Linked DNA regions of Homo sapiens: region 2 is linked to region 1. The links are chromatin loops, found by intact Hi-C in ENCODE. Cell type or tissue: endothelial cell of umbilical vein. All regions are shown on one strand. Each heading gives the region's core, and the rest is flanking DNA. Links, peaks and the distances in the headings are about the cores only. Region 1 has its middle 47 kb from the start of HYAL4. Region 2 has its middle 92 kb from the start of TMEM229A.

Region 1 (5,392 bases), core at 138-5,137:
GTTTTCTCAAGTTCTTCTCATGATAGTGAGTTCTCACAAGATCTGATGGTTTTATAAGGGGCTTTCCCCCCTTTTGATCAACACTTCTTGTTGCCACCCTGTGAAGAAGGATGTGTTTGCTTCCCCTTCTGCCATGATTGTAAGTTTCCTGAGGCCTCCCAAGCCATGCTGAACTTAAGTCAATTGAACCTCTTTCCTTTATAAATTACCCAGTCTTGGGTATGTCTTTACTAGCAGCATGAGAACAGACTAATATACTATCAATGAAACATATGAAGTTGTAAGTATGACTGGGTTGATAAGAAATGCTACTAGTTTAGTTACCAAGGAAGAGGAAGAGTCACAGTACTGCATCATGGTTGGATCCATATAGCTTGGACCCAACATGTGAAAGATTCTTACCCCAATGGAGCAGAATAAAACTGGTTCCTTGAGTACTGTTTGACAGAGACACATAGGATAAGATGCTTCGTTTAAGAGTATAGGGTGAACCAAATAAACAAAAACCTTCCTCAGGGTTTATGAGAAGGCAGGAATCCAATTGTTTGCAAACTATATTGCAGGGAAATGAAGCCTCTGTAAAGCTTGTATTTAGGTGAACTTTGAACTTTTGCCAATGCAAAGAATAAGCACTATTTGCAAATCCCCAGAAGGCACTGAAGGCACCAAGCAACAATTCAAACACAGAACAGCATGGATTAGACATCATGGGAACAGACAACTGTGGAGCCTCATAGGAAGAGTCATCCAGACCTGGCCAAACCTGAGACAATTCCTTCTGTCACTTGGATTTAGGGATTCTCTCAAAATCTTTAAAGAAGAGAATCTGGAAAAAAAATGTTTTTAAAGAAACATTTACGTGGTGTTTATAAGTATACTATTAGCCTTTCAAGTTGTAATTATTTAATCTTTAAATCAACTATATGAGATGCTATCAGTTCTATTTATAGATTAAAAAACTGAGGCATAATTTGCCCAAGACAACAGAGCAAGCAACAACAGAACTAGGCCTAAAAATCAGGCAGTCTGTTGACACACAGAATTACCATATGACCTAGTAGTTCCACTTCTAGGTACATGTCCAAGATAAGTGAAAACGTGTCCACATAAAAACTTGTACACTAATGTTTATAGCAGCAGTATTCATAATAGCCAAAAGGTAGAAATAACCCAAATGTCCACCAACAGATGAATGGATCAACAGAATGTAGTATATATATACAATGGAATATTATTCAGCCATGAAAAAGAATGAAGTGCCAATACATATTACATACTACAGCATGGATAAACCTTGAAAATATTATATCAAGTGAAAGAAGCCAGTCAGAAAAGACCACATATTGTATGATTCCATTCATATACAATGTCCAAGATAGGCAAATCTATGAAGATAGAAAATAGATTGGTGGTTTCTTGTAAGTAGGGAGGTGATAGCTAAGGGGGAAACAAGATCTCAAAAAAAAAGTCAGGATCTGGATCAAGAGTCTGTGCTCTCAATTTCTGGGCTATGCCCATCTTTCTTGATCACAGAAGCCTACTGACTAGGACTTCTTGCTGTATATATTCACATACTATAAAATACATGTGGTTTTGGTATTCATATGGGGGCAAAGTCAGGTAAAAAGTATCCTTAAGGTAAAAGGTTAAAAAGAAGCCTGGCTTAATGAGACTCAATCGTAAATGGATGAGTAACAGGTTCTATGAAGTTTTAGCATCTATTTGCTATGACTATTCATGTACCCTTCTCTTTTTATAGAAAAGGTCTTCTATTCTCTCATTGCTACTGAACATCACAGAAAAAGCTATAATAAAGTGTCAGGGTAAAATTCCAGAACAGGTCCATCACATTGCTGCTCTGTTGAACTAAGTAACCTTTTAGTCAAATAAAACTCCAAACTTAATTGCTCAAGGAAGCAACGTTAAAATTCTGAGAAAAATGTCAGCTAAGTAAATGGGACCCAGATACTTGAAAGCTGAAAAGCCAAAAACTTATTTTTCTTGCCTTTGCAAAAACAAAACAAAAATAAAAACTATTATTTCTGAAATTGGCTAACAAATAAATCAAGTAGATATGAAAAAGGGCCCCTGTTGGCCTCTGCTGATAAGTACTAAGTAAATTGGAGATTGGAGGCCCACACTAAGGCCTGGGCCTAGCATATGTAAACTTTTTTAAATTACTAAGGCACATGGCTCTTTGAAGATAATAGTCTCAGGTTATAAGTAACCTTCTCATCATTACTAGACTCTGCTTTAACTCGCCTGGAATTCATACAAGTAGCTATCAATCAAAAATGGCAATTTGCAAAGTCATGCACTTTCTCTTTATCAATGTTTTCTAAGAAAAGCATTTTGTTCCCCAGGACTCAATTCCAAATTCTCAAAAAGCTTATATTTGAAAACTTAATTACACCTATGGCAATAATAATAATTTTAAAAAGTGCCCACAATTATAGATTCCTCAATAAGCAAGTCCACAAATTTTCCTTTTATTTTACCCACCAGAGGGTGCTACTTCCTTACATTTCCTAAAGATGTGGCCTGGCTTCTGAAGGAAATTTTTATATTGTTTTAAGTACCCTGTGTTGATATTCAAATTGGCAACTTTCTGTTATTCAAGACTCTGTAATGCAATAGGAATTTTGTAATTGGACACCTGTCAGCGGTAGTTACAGAGCTAGTTGCAACACACTCAGATGTTTAAAGTCACTCTTGTGTATTTAAGCCAGAAGTAAGGTCAAGTGATTACAGGTCAGTTGTGGTTATAGAAACTATGCAATTATCAGAGCCTCCACCCTTCTACTTGCTCAGTGCTTTATTCTTAATAAGGGAAAGAGTAGGTGTGTTCCTTCATCCCATAAACACTGCTTCATTTAAAGAGAGAGAGAGAGAGATTACCTACAATGATCTTAGAACCATAATTTAGCCCTAAATAAAGACTTATAAAGATCTTGCACTATCCTTTTCAAACCACAAAATGTAAAGCCATCTCTAAAAATGGATAATCATATTATCATGAGCTTAAAAGCAACCTTAGGAAAGACGAAGCTGAAACTAGGAGTGGGACAGGTGGTTGGGTGTGTCAATCACGTTCACGGGGCTGACAGAAACAGATCAAACATGCCATTTACTCCCTTCGTGGCATTCTTGCAATTAAATGAGTGGATAGGACAAGTTCTGACTAATAGAATGTTTGTGGATATAAGTGTGTCCTTTCCAGACTGAGGTAGTGAAAAGTCCATGCAGATTTCTCGTTTCTCTTTCCCTTTAATAGAATACCCAAGGAAGTGGCATATTTAGGATGAAGCAGCTACAAGATGGTGGCAGCTGAGTGACTGTGTGGAACATAAAATTCTGTTACTCTAGAGTATGGTCTAGGGGAGGGAAATAGGAAAGGAAGTAAGAGAAGTAACTGTGATCAGATTAGATAGAGCCTTGAAGGAAATGGGGAGCCATTGAAGAGCTTTGAGCAGAGGAGTGCCATGATCTGACTTAAGATTTTAAGAGAACACTACGCTTGCAACTAGACTGAAGGGGGCAATCATACAAGCAGGGAAACTTGTAAGAGGCTATTAAATAATTCAGGGCATCCACATTTATCAGAGTTCACTGTATATATCAGTAGACTCATTACAAACTCTTTTAGTATTGATAAAGTAATGTCATTTCTCTCTGACGGATTCACATTTAATGTATTTTCCTCTCTTTCTTCTCCTTATGTAAAGACATTATTTCTTTATTGTAGATTTCCCTTTAATTTTCTGGTTAAAATACAATCAGAAAAAAATTAATTTCATAGCTCCTTTTAAGCCAATATTTTCAGTTCCCTACTCTTTTATCAGCAGGCTCATTTTTCTAATCTTTTTGAAAATATAATACTATGGAAGGTATTTTATAAAGGTAATTTATAAATTTATAAAATTATAAAATAAAATTAAATTATAAATTATAAATTTATAATTTCAAAATAAAATTTATTTTGAAATTACACTGAGGCTGGGCACAGTGGCACATGCCTGTAATCCCAGCACTTTGGGAGGCCAAGGGGTGTGAATCTCCTGAGGTCAGGAGTTCAAGACCAGCCTGGGCAACATGGTAAAACCCTGTCTCTACTAAAAATACAAAAAATATATATAAATTTAAATGTTAGCAACATTTTGCTAACATTTTTGTTAATAATTTTTCATTTACTCATTTTGGTTCCATGTTTCTTGTTCTTTTTGTTCTTTTTATCAGATATGTTTTTCTACCAAGGAATGACTGCACTTTAAACAAGGTCTCTTATTTACTTCAATTCTAATATGAATTTTTGTTTGAATACATTATTTGGTACATGAAATCACTATTAACTAAAAATAGAAGTCTTGCCTGGACTTGGTAGCTCACGCCTGTAATCCCAGCCCTTTTGGAGGCTGAGGTGAGCTGATTGCTTGAGCGCAGGAGTTCGAGACCCACCTGGGCAACATGGTGAAACCCCGCCTCTACTAAAAATACAAAGCATCAGCTAGGCATGGTGGTGCGCCTGTAGTTTCAGCTATTGGAGGTGGGGCTGAGGTGGAAGGATCGCTTTAACTGGGTAAGTGGAGGTTGCAGTGAGCCGAGATCGCGCCACTGTACTCCAGCTTGGGCAACAAAGAAAGACTCTGTGTCAATTTTTTTTACTTTATTTATTTTTTTGAGACAGTCTTGCTCTGTCACCCAGGCCGGAGTGCAGTGGCGCGATCTCGGCTCACTGCAAGCTCCACCTCCCGGGTTCACGCCATTCTCCTGCCTCAGCCTCCTGAGTAGCTGGGACTACGGGCACCCGCCACCATGCCCGGCTAATTTTTTGTATTTTTAGTAGAGACGGGGTTTCACCGTGTTAGCCAGGATGGTCTCGATCTCCTGACTTCGTGATCCGCCCACCTCGGCCTCCCAAAATGCTGGGATTACAGGCGTGAGCCACCGTGCCCGGCCTGAAAATTAAAAAAAAAAAAAAAAAAATTAAAAAAAAAGAAGTTTTTCTTTTGATAGCTAAAATATCAAATAAGCATATCATCTTCTATGGTCTAATTAGAATGCAATCACTTCATTTTCTTGCATCTTTAACAATTCCATCTAGTGTAATACCGATTTAAAATCTCAATGTAATTTTTTTCTCTCTTTTTTTTTTGTTTTGTTTTTAGACGCAGTCTAGCTCTGTCACCTAGGCTGGAGTGCAGTGGTCTGATCTCGGCTCAGTGCAACCTCTGCCTCTCGGGTTCAAACGATTCTCGTGCCTCAGCCTCCTGAGTAGCTGGGATTACAGGCACGCGTCACCACGCTGGCTAATTTTTTTTTTGTATTTTTAGCAGAGACGGGGTTTTACCATGTTGCCCAGGCTGGTCTTGAGCTCCTGACCTCAGGAGAGCCA
Region 2 (5,392 bases), core at 327-5,326, 330 kb after region 1:
TGAAAAGACAAATTCTTTGAAGCAGAGAGTAGAACAGTGGAAAGCAGGGGCTGGGGGTAAGGGAAATGGAAGTATGTTGGTTAAAGGGTATACAGTTCAGTTTTTCAAGATGAATGAGTTCTGGAAATCTAATAATATACAGCAATGTGACTATAGTTAATCATACTGCATTTGTATACTTGAAATTTGCTAAGACAGTAGATCTTAAAGTTCTCATTATAAAAAAAAATGTTAACTGTGAGGGGATGGATGCTAGTGAATTGTAAGAATCATTTTATAATGTATACATGTACCAAAACATCACATTGTACACTGTAATTGTATAATATTTATATTGCCAATTACACCTCAATAAAGATGAGAAAAAAGTCAGTTGAAAAAAATAAATGTGGGCCGGGTGCGGTGGCTCACTCCTGTAATCCCAGCACTTTTGGGAAGCTGAGGTGGGCAGATCATGAGGTCAGGAGATCGAGACCATCCTGGCTAACACGGTGAAACCCCGTCTCTACTAAAAAAATACAAAACTTAGCTGGCCGTGGTGGTGGGTGCCTGTAGTCCCAGCTACTTGGGCGGCTGAGGCAGGAGAATGGTGTGAACCTGGGAGGTGGAGCTTGCAGTGAGTCGAGATTGTGCCACTGCACTCCAGCCTGGGCGACAGAGCGAGACTCTGTCTCAAAAAAAAGAAAAAAAAAAAAGAAACGTGAAGAAATAGTATATGAAATACCAAATTCAGGATAGTGGTTCTCTCTGTTGGTCATGGTTGAGGAGAATTTGTATTATATTAGGGAGGAGTGCCCAGGACACATCAAATATATAGAAAATGTTTTATTTCTAAATGTGAGTTTCTTTATTTTTTATATTTCTCCTTATTTTAAATATTTGAGAAAAAATTATAAACATTCAATAAAAACATAACAGATTAAAAAATCTAGATCCATTTTTTTAGCCTTTTTAGGCTACTATAACAAAATACCATAGCTATTTCTCACAGCTCTGGAAGCTAGAAAGTCCAGCATCAAGATGCCAGCTAATTTGGTGTCTGGTGAGGCCCTCCTTTTTGATTCATAAACAGCCATATTCTCACTGTGTCTTCCCATGGCCACAGTAGTGAGAAAGCTCTCTGAGGTCTTTTATTCAGCATAATAATGTGCTGTACAGGTTTGTAGCCTCGGAGCAATAGGCTATACCCTATAACCTAGGTACACAGTAGATTATCTCATCTAGGTTTGTGTAAATACATTTTATGACGTTCACAAGAACTAAGGGCACTTATCCCAATCACAAGTGCTCTGCCCTCATGACCTAATCCCCTTCTAAAGCTGCCACCACCTAAGACCATCACACTGATGATTAGGTTTTAACATCTGAATTTGGGGGCACACAAACATTCAGACCACAGCACCTCTAATTAAATAATTTTTTCCTAAGGGGACAAAAAGAAGTAATAATCAAGAGTGCTGTCTGGGCATGGTGGTTCACGTCTGTAATCTCAGCACTTTGGGAGGCTGAGGTGGGTGGATCACCTGATGTCAGGAGTTCAAGACCAGCCTGGTCAACGTGGGGAAACCCCATCTCTACTAAAAATACAAAAATTAGCCAGGTGTGGTGGTGGGCGCCTGTAATCTCAGCTACTTGGGAGGCTGAGGCAGGAGAATCACTTGAACCTGAGAGGTAGAGGTTGCAGTGAGCCGAGATTGTGCCATTGCACTCCAGCCTGGGCAACAAGAGTAAAACTCCATCTCAAAAAAAAAGAAAAAAAAAAAGAAAAACCAAAAAAAAAGAGTACTATACACTGTTAAGAAATTACATTAAATAAGATGTAAAATATAATGATTATTCATTTATATGTAGGTCCTTTGTGAATGTTACTAGTGCTGCTTTGGTACCATGATACACACATATACATATATGATTAGTACATAAGAATGAATATATGTGTATAAATACACATGCAAGTATATTTTTACAATTTTTTCTTCAGAGGTTATATTATACATTTTACTTTATAGTTATTTTTTCTAAATTATTTAGTAAACATTTTTACTGTTTACTGTGTTATTCTAATCCTGACTCTCTATAACCGTGGATAAATTACTTAATATCTCCATATCCAGTTCTTTTGACTTCTCAAATCAAGTTACTGAGAGTACTTTTTTCATAAGATTAAACAAGGATTTATAAATCTTGTATTACTCTTGATCTCATTAGCCTATTTTTTCTTTGTAACTCATCACGATTAGATATTATTGTATTTATTTATGTATATTTCATAAAAATAGTTTTAAGATTTTTAAATGCTTAGAATTAAAATAACTGGTGCCAGAATGGGTGTGGTAGTAAAAACCACTGATTCCTGGGGTCAGTGTCCTCCTGTGTGACCTTGAGCATGTTACTCAAGTAACTCTCTGTGAGTCATTTCCTCATCTGTAAAGTGCAAATAATAATTATTGTATTAATATACATCACCTAAAATATTTTTGTTCATTTTTCACTTAGAATGCTTTTGAACTCATTTTTGTTACTGGATAAACCATCTTAACAGTTTTTTGGTACATACTCTGTACTCTCATTATCAGTTTATGAGGGTAGTCATTTTTCTGCATTTTCAGGCCAATATATAACATTGTCATTTATGTAAAAACATTTTAAATTTTGGAAATCTTTTAGGTATCTTTTTCTTTTAGCTTCTTTATTCCTGAGTAAATTTTATTTTAACACACATTTATTGGGTCTTTAATATTTTCTTTTGCAAATCTATTTACTATATATGCTCCACATACTTTCTATTGGAATACAGAATTTTTTCTTTTGATTGTGAGAACTCTTCATGAAATAATAACATTGACTTTTTTATGTCATTTATGTTGCCAATGTTTCCACCTTTTGTCATTTATCATTTTATTAAAAATATTATTATGTTTATGCATATTTTTGACTCAAATGTTATAATTTGTATAGTAAAATTTTTAAATTATCTTCTCTTTTGTAAGGATAGGCCTTCTTCAATTTAAGGTTATCAAGATCTATGTATATTTTCTCCTAATACATTTTAAACTTTCTATGTTGGAACAATTTTGACTTACAAAAAGTTACAAAATAATATGAAGAATTCCCAGCCTCCTTGAATGTTAGCATTTTATTACACTTGCTTTATTTTTTCTCTCTATTTCAATTAAGCATGATTTCTAATGCTTTTATTGTCTGGCTTTTTTCATTAAAATTTTAATCTATATAGTTTATTTTCTTATATGGTATAAATTAAATGCCTAACTTCATTTTTCTTTTTCAATCATTAGCAACTTGTTCCAAAACTATCTTTAAATAATTCATCTCCAAATTTGCATGGCCACATTAACCAAATATAAAAATTGTATATTCTTTCATATTTGTTCCACGATTTTGTGTTCTGATTTATTTATCTGACTATTTTGACAACAAAATTGCACACTTTTAATTATTTTTGTTCAATAGGACAGCACCCCCTTATTACTTACCTTCAGAATTATCTACACTATTCTTATATATTTAATCTGTTAAACAAATTTTAGAATTATTTTTTCAGTTCAATTTATCCAAAAGAATATGCTACTAATGTTTTTATTAACATTATATTAAATGAATACATAAATTTTGGGGAAATTTATATAGTGACATTATTGTATGTTCATCTTCAGGAATGTGATAAATCTTTTCCATTCAAATTATGAGGACTTCATTCCCACGTTTGGAAACAAATTGAGGTTCTGTTTTTACTCAATTCTGAAGAGGCTGGCCCAGAAGATTTCTCAGTGAAAGAAAATACTGAATATTTCCTCCTTCTGCCTAGTCCTCAATCCCTCCTTCATGTTTATATTTTTCCAGTCTGAATCCCACCCTTTTATTCTTATAGCCAACTTGCTTGTTCTGGAAGATTTCCAGTGTCTCTTCCCTTCCTTGTCTACTCTGTTGAAGAGAAGCATAACTTGAAGTTATTTGTTAAGGGTATGATTAATTTGTAAGTAACCTATTATGACATGGCATAAAGAAAAACTCATTAAATATGACACATTATATCATATATAGTTAGGAAATAACCAGGCTTTGACTTGACCAATAAACACATAGCTTGATTAAGGTACTATTTTTTTCCATGCTCAGTAAATTTAACAATTGTAAATTATTGCCAGTGAAACAACTAATTAATTTGGTCCAAACAATGAAATGCACCGATAACACCTCAATTAACCTTCTTTATTTCATTCATTAGTAAGATTTGGAAATGTGTGCTTTCTATATTTATTAAATTCATGGTACACATGTTAGAATTGGCCTGTAAAGGTTATTTATGAGTGTGTATGTTTGTTCTTCATCCCTAGAAGAACTGTAAAATCCATCACAAGAGCTGTCCCCACTTGTTTACTTGTATCCTTAATATTTGATGCACACAAGACTCTCAGGAGATGCTGTGAATTACTACAATGTAGACTTGCTGTTTGTTCAGCTTCGCCATTAAATCTGACTCCAAGGCTTGATGCAGATTGAAGTGTCAACTTCAATGCACCCAGGATTTTGGTTTTATTCAGATACAATGAGACCAACAGGAGATATTTGCCACTGAAAAGATATTAGGGGCTGGGCGTGGTGGTTCACACCTATAATCCCAGCATTTTGGGAGGCTAAGGTGGGCAGATCACTTGAGGTCAGGAGTTTGAGACCAGCCTAGCCAACATGGCGAAATGCTGTCACGACTAAAAATATAAAAATTTGCTGGGTGTGGTGGGCACGTACCTGTAATCCCAGCTACTCAGGAGGCTGAGGCAGGAGAATCGCTTGAACCTGGGAGGTGGAGGTTGCAGTGAGCTGAGATCTTGCCACTGCACTCCAGCCTGGGTGACAGAACAAGACTCCATCTCAAAAAAAAAAAAAAAAAAAGAAAAAAGAAAAGACGTTAGGTTGGTGCAAAGGTAATTGCAGTACTGCCAACGGTGAAAACTGCAGTTACCTTTGCACCAACCTAATAGTTTATTACTCACAGTTCTCAAGAGGAGAGAGGTAGACTGCACCAAGCAGACCCACAGGAGAGAACACCAAGGCTGGTCATAGGCACAGTGAGGGAAACGGCAAATAAAGGCTTTAGTAAGGTTCATAGGAAAGAATAGGAGAGATAGGCTAAGGAATCCAAGTTAGCATTGCCTTGTTTAAATAATTTTAGTGGGCTTTGGAGTATAGCATGGTTGTCTGAGGCCTGAACCTTGGGCAATTAGGGTGAGGGTTGGTACTCATGACGGGGGTTTGGGCTTGAGATTAGTTCACGTATCAAAGGCATGCTCCAGGGATACTTCTTTGCTGTCTCTAGGAATTTGCAAGCCTTGGCCTCAAGGCCCCAGATGTCAACACATCAGATACAGAAACT

Evidence for each region. A loop is a pair of places that touch in the nucleus more often than their neighbours do. Peaks named below come from ENCODE experiments on the same cell type or tissue, not always from the same donor. Only the 100,000 strongest peaks of a DNase experiment are listed, where the experiment ranks them.
Region 2: a loop joins it to region 1, with 2.6 times the contacts of the local background. A loop is called at or near these places in 1 of 110 quality-filtered maps.

Annotation. Positions count from the first base shown.
Region 1 is chr7:123,795,513-123,800,904 of GRCh38, forward strand. It overlaps a transcript of HYAL4 not described here. Among named protein-coding and RNA genes, the nearest start is that of HYAL4, 47 kb to the right of the region's middle. RefSeq lists enhancers at 2,453-2,974, 2,975-3,496. In endothelial cell of umbilical vein, for the core only: no CTCF peak of the experiment used is centred there; a DNase peak (open chromatin) is centred at 2,689.
Region 2 is chr7:124,122,030-124,127,421 of GRCh38, forward strand. No RefSeq gene overlaps it. Among named protein-coding and RNA genes, the nearest start is that of TMEM229A, 92 kb to the left of the region's middle. In endothelial cell of umbilical vein, for the core only: no CTCF peak of the experiment used is centred there; a DNase peak (open chromatin) is centred at 2,372.